Regions from separate parts of the Homo sapiens genome. Here region 1 is linked to region 2. Evidence: chromatin contacts called from ENCODE Hi-C or POLR2A ChIA-PET data. All regions are on one chromosome and are shown on one strand. Each heading gives the region's core, a stretch centred on a gene start or an enhancer-like site at or near the end of the contact. The rest is flanking DNA. Distances are from core to core; before and after follow the strand shown. Region 1 overlaps PC (pyruvate carboxylase). Region 2 holds the start of C11orf86 (chromosome 11 open reading frame 86).

Region 1 (4,436 bases), core at 85-2,584, 92 kb after region 2:
CAGGCTGCGTCTGAGTCCTTTTGGGCTTTAGTGACAAAATACCACAGGCTGGGTGGCTTTTAAACAACAGACATTTATTTCTCACAGTTATGGAGGCTGGAAGTCCAAGATCAAGGTTTCAACATATGGGTGTGGGGGGCACAGGCACGCTCTGCATTAGTCTGGGAGGTGCTTTTTGCTGACCTTGTCCTTCAGACCCTCTCTCTGTCCTGTCAACATCACTTTGGGCTCTAATCAATATGTATGGGACATTTGTGTGTCCCACTAGTGTGTGTGTGCTGTTCCCAGGAGGGGCCAAGCCTTACTAATCTTTATCTGAATGCTCCATAATATTTCTAGGTAAATCTTTTTTTTTAACTAATTGATTAATTATTTTTTGAGACAGAGTCTTGCTCTGTTGCCCAGGCTGGAGTGCACTGGGACCATCATGGCTCACTGCAGCTTCAACCTTCTAGGTTCAAGCAATCCTTCTGCCTCAGGCTTCCAAGCAGCTGAGACTATCTATGGGCACCACCATGCCCAGCTAATTTTTTTTTTTTTTTTTTGAGATGGAGTTTTGCTCTTGTTGCCCAGGCTGGAGTGCAATAGCACGATCTCAGCCCACCGCAACCTCTGCCTCCCACGTTCAAGCGATTTTCCTGCCTCAGCCTCCCAAGTAGCTGGGATTACAGGCGTGTGCCACCATGCCCGGCTAATTTTGTATTTTTAGTAGAGATGGGGTTTCTGCATGTTGGTCAGGCTGGTCTTGAACTCCCAACCTTAGGTGATCCACCCGCTTCAGCCTCCCAAAGTGCTGGGATTACAAGTGTGAGCCACGTGCCAGGCCACACCCAGCTAATTTTAAAAAGTTTTTTTTTTAATTTTTTGGCAGAGACAGGATCTCAATATGTTGCCCAAGCTGATCTCAAACTCCTAGACTCAAGTGATACCCCTGCCTCGGCCTCTTAAAGTGCTGAGATTACAAGCATGAGCCACCACGCCTCACGGTGAATCTTAACAGCCTCATGCCACTCTGCAACCTCATTGTGACCTGAAGTATTTCTTCACTGATTCATTCCCTCAGACATTTATTTAGTTCTGGTCTTACGCACTGTACAGAGTGCCAGGGAGATGTGGGGACAAAAGAGACCAGGGATCCTGTGCCCAGGGCCCTAACAGTGTCTATTAAAGGAGACAAGACGGGTCAACAAATCTTTATAACATTAAATGCTCTTTGCTGAGGACACAGACGCCACGGAGACCTCATGGAGAGCCCCCTGAGCAGGACGATGGGTGGGGCACAGACAAGGACAGAGCTGAGGGAGGTGGCTGCCCGGGGAATATAGGGAAGGCATTCCTGAGCCTACTCCTATAGGATGTGGAGGAATGGGGACAAGTGACCTTCCCATGTGAGCCCTGCCCACACCCCGTGCTGCAGGGTCGGCAGGAAGCTGGCTCCTCGTGCGCCAGGGGGCAGTGTTGGCCCTGAAATTCTCACTGCTTTCCAGTGAGGCTGGGATGGAGCAGCCACCTCACTGCAGGCCCTCGGGACCCCTCACTCTGCTTTCTCTGAGACCCCCTTTGTCCCCCAGTCCACAAGTCCCGAGACCATGGCGCCAGTCGCCTCGGTGCCACCCTTTCCCCCTCGGCTGCTCCTTTGAATAGAGGGTTGCCAGGGCGATGAGGAGCCCTGCTGGCACTGTTCACTGCTGTTCGTCGCCGCAGTGCCACTTGGAGCAGCCGGCGCTCCTGGGGGCCCAGAGCCCGGACAGCTGAGCCTCGGCGAGCACCCGTGCTGTGTCTGTTTCCGTCTTTGGTATTGTCTCTCTCCTGTCTTCTGTGTCTGTCACCTGCATTGTTTCCAGCGTCCTCCCTTCTGCCCCCCCTGCCCAGAAATCTCAGCCTCAGTCTGTCCTCTCTTGGGTGCTTTGATATCAGCCGTGGCAGCCCTGAGAGCCAGGTGGAGTCGTTCTTTCATCTGTCCCTCTTGGCTGCCAGCCCTGGGGCCCGTCGGACATGTTTAGAGCAGAGCCGCCTGGGGAGAGCGGCCCCATCCGTCAGAGCTGCCACCGCCGCAGCCCCGAGTGCTCTGCCAAGAGCTCTTTCTTTCTGGTTCTGACCTGCTTTCACTGGCAGCTGTGGAGCCCAGCTGGGGCTAGGGGCACAGCCTGGTGCGGGTGCTGGTGCTGGGGGCAGCTGGGCCCATAGGAAGTAGGTGTGTGGAGCTTTGTTGGTTCGGAGGTTCCTGGGGCCTGTTTCTGAACCACACTTCTTTCTTCTCTGCCCTCTGCTGCTCTCCAGCACACCTCTGAGGATTTGCTGAGGGACCCAGGTGCTCTGCTGGGCTTTCAGAACCAACTTGCTGGCCACCCGCCCCTGAAGCAGGGCCTGGTCTTTCCCTTCCTCTGCGGCCTCTTGCCCACTGCTGCCCTCTGAGGCTGCAGGAGACGCTCTGTGAGGACAGGAATATGTAGGACGAAGCGATGTGGGGCCTCAGCTGCAGCAGCTCTTAGGTGGCGCCCTGCCCTGGTCCCCAGAAAGGCTGCTGAGCACTGGGGCCACGTTGTTGTCTGGAACAAAACTTGGGGGATGATGGCCTGACAGCAGGATTCTGTGCTCCTTCTGGTTGCAAGAGGCATCCTGGGAGATGTAGTTCAGGTCTGAAGTAGTGGGATTTCAGGGACATTTTGATGATTTATTAGACAAATTGAAACTGCCTTGGCTTATCTGGGACATGTGACTGCTGACATTGTTCGTCAGCTCTCGTTGGGAAGCTCTGAGTGCCACTGGTGGCCCTGCTGGAGGCCAGGCCAGTGACAGTTTTATCAGAAGTGGGGTTTTTGGTTTTGGTATTTTGGTTTCCAAGTGCCTGTCACACTGTGCTCCTGATGAAAGCCGTGACTTACTCCTTTAGTTGAGTGAAGAGTCCATAGGCCAACTCTGATGGGTCCGAGCTCCTGCTCTGGAGGGGGCCATATGAAGCGGGCTCCAGGCCGGCTCTGCTGGTGGCCTGGGTGTGTCACTTAATCCCACTGCACCTGGTCCCTTACCTGTACAGGGAGGTGATGAGGGGCTGTGAGGGTTACTGAGTGAGTCTGCGTGAAGAGCCACAGTGGCCCCTGCCTGGCAAGGAGCAAGGCTCTGCTGGGGTCACTGCCCACCATTGTGCCCTCCTCCACTGGCACTGGCCGGGCACCAGGTGGAGCTCAGTGAGTATGTGTTGTGTGCTATGGAAGCGGCAGCTCTGTCAGGAGCGGGGCAGGTGACGGCCAGGCCCTCGCCCTGCCTCAGCCTGCAGGTCGTCGTAGGTGCCTTCCTGACTCCCTTCTGGAAGGGGAATGCTGAGTTATTGATCTGAAGCTGAAGCTGGGAGGGAAATGGAAGCTGTGGAGTCACCCGAGAGGCAGCAGGGGAGGAAGCAGGTGCCCCACACACTACTGGCTTCACTGTGGCTCATTCTTGCTTGCAAGGAGTTATTTACACGTCCCAAGTGACAGTCAAAGCTGTCTTATTTCTTGGTCTCTTATGCACAACCCGAGGCCAAGAAAAGGGATCTGTCAGCTGGCATTTGCAGAAAATAGCAAGTGGGTCTCTGGGCTGTCAGCTCTCTGGAGAGGAAAACAGGGTGAAGGATCTTTGGGTGATGGTGGTTGCTTTTCTCTCACTCACTCACTACTGTTTCCCCATTTCTGAGGTCAGAAAGGGAGAGCTTTGCTTGTGTGTATCACCAGGAGCAAGCAAGACAGTGGCATCCCCCGAGGCGTGTAACTGTAACCTGAGCTGGTTGCTGGCCCTGGCAGCATCCCAGAATGCCCTTCACACCTGGGGCTCTAGCAGCCTCCCTTGAAGAGTTGCGGCTCAGCTCGAGGGAGCAGGAAACGGCTCTGTGGGTTCTGTTAGTAAAGCCCTCTGCATTTCCAGGGAAGCTTCTCAGCCAAACTTGACAACCTTGAGAACTTCTTGATTGCCATCCACCAACCAAATACCCAAAAGCAGGGTGCAGCATGGGACTGCAGCATGGGACTGCAGCATGGGACCGCAGAGGGAGCCTGGCCCCAGCCATTGCTGCCCCCTGCTTCCTGTGCCTGGCCATCGCCTATTCTGTGCCGTGCTGTGAAGATGGCAGGAAGTGCCTGGAATGGTGCCAGCCAGAAGGGCTGCAGACTGGTGGCACTTGCTGGGAATGTGCCATTGTGAGTTGAAAGGCTGGCATACTCCAGTGTCTGGGCTTGGTTTCGTACAGCCTGAGGACCGGGAGTGTCATTAATACCAGAGGCAAGGCTTCTGGGGGTCTCAGGAAGGCCGTCTCCCACCCTCTGCTGCCACTTCCGAGGGTCACCATAGGTGCCTCCAGCTGCAGGGGTTCCTTCTTCTATACCCCAAGTGCTGTGCAGAGGCCCCTGCTCCCTTCGGCTTTGGGGAATGGTCTAGTATTGGGGAGCAGGGGGAGTCTGCCC
Region 2 (4,492 bases), core at 867-3,366:
TTGGGCCTGCTTGAGCCTGGAGAGCCCCAGGGGCCCTGCAAAAAGTGCCAGTGTCTCTCGAAGAGCTCAGGCTTTTTGGGGTCAGACCCTCTCCTTCTGTGTGGCCCTTGCCTCTCTAAGCCTCAGAAGGAGCCCCACCTCAGTGGGGTGGGCACAGAGGCAGGACACTGAGAGCCAGGTCCTCTGAAGCTGGCCTTGAGGTCAGCACAGGGTGGGCACAATCCCTCTGGGGAGAAAGGTCCAGAGAAGTGGCAGGAAAGGCCCAGCCTGGTGGGGGATCCAGCCCGCCCCGGGCCCTGGTGCCCCTGCCCAAGCATTCTGGGATGCTTTGGGCTTAGCCTGCCTCACAGGGGTCAGCAGGGGTGGGGGGGTGGGGGTCTGAGCCAGCGAGTTAGTCACCAGGCAAATCGTTGACTTTTTCTCAGCATCTTTATTACTGTGTTCGACTCCAGTGCTGGACACTGGATGGGGTGGGGTGGGGTCGGAGATGTCAAAACCAAGAAATCCCTTCCCCACTCTGGGCCTCAGTTTCCCCCTCTGTCACACAGGGAGGAAGACTTCCTCTGCTTCCTTCATCAGGACACCGTGAGGTTCAAAGGTTTTCAGCACAGAGTGCTCAGCCAGGAGGGCCACCCAGCTGTGGTCCTTGCCCCAGAGGGCTCACCATCTGGGAGGGAGACCTGCGCCCTGGCCCACCATCAGCAACTGACAAGAAGGGCAGTTGGGTCATGGCCCAGTGACCAGGCAACGTCCGTGAGCCTCTCGGCCATGGGTCTGGCTTCATCAAGCTCCGTCCTGGAAGTTGACAGCTGGTCGTGTGGGGCAGGAGCGTCCACAGCCCCCATTCCGGGCAGGCTTCTTCTAAACCTTCATAGAATCATAGTCCAAGGCCCCTACCCAAGCCCAGAGGGCAGACAGCTGAGCCCCCTTCTTTTTGACCCTGCTGGGATCTTCAAAGAGAGCTAGTGCTGGAGTGGAAGGGCCAGAGCTAAGAGTGGCAGCCACGTGGCGACTCCAGTGAGCTGGTGGCAGAAGCCTCCTAGGGCCACCCAGCCAAAGTCCAGAGAGCTGTGAAGAGGTAGGTCAGCAGACACGGTGGGCTGGTCCAGGCACAGCAAGGGGGCCACGATGGCTTCCAGCATCTTTAGCTGATGGTGCCCAGTGTGGGCTACGGGGAGGCCGGCTGACTCAGAGTCACGCTGGGGAAGATGGCGACAAAGCTCTCCCACCTTCTTCTTACCTGCTGGAAGACAGAGGTGGGGGAGGTCCCATGGGCTGAGTGGTGGGCTTAGATGTTGTTCCACCCATAGCCACGAGGTGGGGGTAGACCCCAGGTAGAGAAGCACTGCTCATTGGAGACCCTGTCTCTTAGAGGAGGGAGCCTGCAGCCCCCCACAAAGGGGTCCAGATCTCCCCTTTTTCTCTGGGGTGAGAGGGTCACACAGTGTACTTCCCAGGAAGTTGCACTGGCTGATCTCCTTGCCTCCTGCTCTATTCCCCCATCCAGCATACTATCAATCAGCTAAAAACAGCGCTTACCATATCACCCTCCTCCTCTAAAACCTTCAGTGGCTCCCCAGTGCCTGTGGGATAAATCCCAAATGCCTTCAGGGCCCTCTGAAACGTGGCTCTGGGGTGTCTCTCTCTGCACCCTCATCTCCAGGCAGCTCGGTTGTCATCTTGGTACACAGCCTGGGCTGGCTCTGTCTCTGAACCTTTCCTGCCCTGGAATCCCTGCCCACCTGCTGTGGTACCCTCCATCCTTCAGCCCACAGCCATACCTGTTGGTACCGCCTCAGCCACCACCGGCTGCCTCTTCGCTGGGCTTGGATCAGCTGCTCTGTGTCCCCCAGGCTCCCCGGCACCCGCTCCTGGGCAGTGGCATCTGGCCCTTCTGTGCCTCTCTCGAGGCCCTGGGACCTGGACTTCTCTTGCCCCTGTCTGAGGCTTAGCGCCCTGCGGAGTTGGCCCTCCTGGGGCCTCCCCCAGGGCTCCTGCAGCTTTCCATAGGAGGGTCGGGGCTCTCGCAAGGACTGACTTCGCAGCCCTGTTCCCATGGCTCCGGAGGCTGCAGGCACAGGACTGCTCCGGCCCCTCAGCAAGACACTGGCCCTCTGAGGTGGCCCAGTGCCTCCACCCATCTGACAAGAGATCACTGGGGGCAAAGGTTGGTGCTGCCAAGGTGGCTTTCATAAATCAAAGGGCAGGCCACAGGGCCAAGCATCCCTGAGTCACCTCACCACTGCCTCCCCACCTTCTGGGTCAAGGAGTGAAGGCCAAGGGGAGGAAATTGCCACTCCCTCCTTCACCTATCCTTCCCCCCTCCCCCTCCCCTCCCCCTCCCCTCCTCTCCCCCCTCCCTCCTCCCCCATCCTCCCCCCTCCTTCTCCCCTCCCCTCCCCCTTCCTTCCCCTCCCCTCTCCCTCCCCCCTCCTCCTTCTCCTCCTTCTCCTCTAGGCAGCTTCCCTGACTACCTCATCCCTGAAGAGTTTGTTCTCCTCTGAATCTCTATGGCCCCGGCATCCATTGACACTGAGCACCATGGCTTAACAACCAAACAGAGACAGCCTTTTAAGAATTGGGCCAGGCCCGGTGGCTCACGCCTGTAATCCTAGCACTTTGAGAGGCCGAGGCAGGCAGATTGCCTGAGATCAGGAGTTCCAGACCAGCCTTGCCAACATGGTAAAACCCCGTCTCTACTAAAAATACAAAAAATTAGCTGGGCATGGTGGCGGGCGCCTGTAATCCCAGCTACTCAGGAGGCTGAGGCAGGAGAATCACTTGAACCCAGAAGGCGGAGGTTGCAGTGAGCCGAGATTGTGCCACTGCACCCAACCTGGGTGACAGAGCAAGACTGCGTCTCAAAAAGAAATATATTTTTCAAAAAAGCATCAGTATGGCTCCAAGCTAGAACAATCACATTCACAAAGACAGCAAGGAGGATGGCCGTTGCCAGGCACTGGGGGAGGGAGGAATGAAGAATTTAATGGCTGTAAATTTTCAGATTTCATAAGATGAAGAGTTCCAGAGATTGGTTGCACAACAATGGTTGAAATGGTAAACTTTATGGTATATGTGTTATACAATACTGGAGAATTTCTTTTTTTTTTTTTTTTTTTTTAAGAAACAGAAGGAAACAGGACGGCTCCAGGCTAGGAGTCAGGAGGCCTGGATTTTTTCCAGGCCCAGCGCTGCCCCTAATGTCCCAGCAGCACAGCACTATCCTTGAGCACTCAAGCTCTGAGGACCAACTGCCTCTGGGTAAACTGTAGCTTCATTCCTTGCAGCCTTGTGACCTTGGGCACATTTTTCTCCTTCATTCGTAAGAGGGACAAATAACTTGGGTAATTGTTGTGCGTATTAAATGTGGTCCACAGGGCTTGGCACACAGCAAGCCCTCGAACAAAGTGAGTTGGTGGTTGTATTTGTCCGTTCTCCTGCTGCTATAAAGAAAGACCTGAGGCTGGGAGCAGTGGCTCATGCCTGTAATCCTAGCACTTTGGGAGGCTGAGGCGGGTAGATCACTTGAGGTCAGAAGTTCAAGACCAGCCTGGCCAATATGGTGAAACCCCTTCTCTACTAAAAATACAAAAATTAGGCCAGGTTGCAGTGGCTCACAACTGTAATCCCAGCACTTTGGGAGGCTGAGGCAGGTGGATCACAAGGTCAGGAGTTTGAGACCAGCCTGGCCAACATGGTGAAACCCCGTCTCTACTGAAAAAATACAAAGATTAGGCAGGCATGGTGGCGTGTGCCTGTAATCCCAGCTACTCGGGAGGCTGAGGCAGGAGAATTGCTTGAACCCAGGAGGCAGAGGTTGCAGTGAGCCGAGATCGTGCCACTGCACTCCAGCCTGGGCAACAGAGCAAGACTCCGTCTCAAAACAAAACAAAACAAAACAAAAAATTATCCAGGTGTAGTGGTGGGCAACTGTAATCCCAGCTACTCGGGAGGCTGAGGCAGGAGAATCGCTTGAACCCAGGAGGCGGAGGTTGTAGTGAGCTAAGATTGCGCCACTGCACCCCAGCCTGGGCAACAGAGAGAGAATCTGTCTCAAAAAATAATAATAATAAAAATAAGAAATACCTGAGACTGGGTAATTTATAAAGACAAAAAGTTTAATTGGCTCATGGTTCTGCAGGCTGTACAGGAAGCATAGCAGCTTCTGCTGCTGGGGAGGCCTCAGGAAGCTTCCAACCGTGGTGGAAGGCAAAGCGGGGATGAGGCATCTTACATGATAGGAGCAGGAGAAAGAGAGAGCGTGGCGGGAGGTGCTGTACACTTTTTTTTGAGACAGAGTCTCAGTCTGTCGCCCAGGCTGGAGTGCAGTGGCGCGATCTTGGTTCACTGCAACCTCCGCCTCCCGGGTTCAAGTGATTCTCGTGCCTCAGCCTCCTGAGTAGCTGGGACTATAGGTGCCTGCCACCACGCCCAGTTAATTTTTTGTATTTTTGGTGGAGACAGGATCTTGCTATATTTCCCAGTCTGGCCT

The links. A loop is a pair of places that touch in the nucleus more often than their neighbours do. ChIA-PET counts read pairs that join two places held with the same protein, here RNA polymerase II (POLR2A). Pooled maps may share reads with other maps.
Region 1: a map of PC-9 shows a loop between it and region 2 (3-fold over the local background). The contact joins the enhancer-like site here to the promoter of C11orf86 in region 2. A Hi-C loop is called at or near these places in 7 of 168 maps with a recorded cell type or tissue (HCT116, HepG2, K562 and 4 more), 2 of 37 single-sample maps with no recorded cell type and 12 of 50 pooled maps. POLR2A ChIA-PET finds 5 or more read pairs at or near these places in 9 of 52 experiments (A549, A673, HEK293 and 6 more).

The regions. Positions count from the first base shown.
Region 1 is chr11:66,880,354-66,884,789 of GRCh38, reverse strand. All of the region lies in intron 3 of PC (pyruvate carboxylase), which reads left to right. Among named protein-coding and RNA genes, the nearest start is that of LRFN4, 26 kb to the right of the region's middle. RefSeq lists enhancers at 1,339-2,076, 2,077-2,814. Within about 2 kb of position 1,334, at least 12 of the 41 ENCODE cell types and tissues checked have a DNase peak (open chromatin) inside an H3K27ac peak, as active enhancers do; they include HCT116, PC-3, PC-9 and 1 more, where a contact is called at or near this core.
Region 2 is chr11:66,972,928-66,977,419 of GRCh38, reverse strand. C11orf86 (chromosome 11 open reading frame 86) reads right to left here and starts at 2,116. Exons shown (of 2, transcript NM_001353554.2): 1 at 1,782-2,116; 2 at 411-1,243. The coding sequence starts at 2,057. The coding sequence ends at 1,169. RefSeq lists an enhancer at 932-1,435.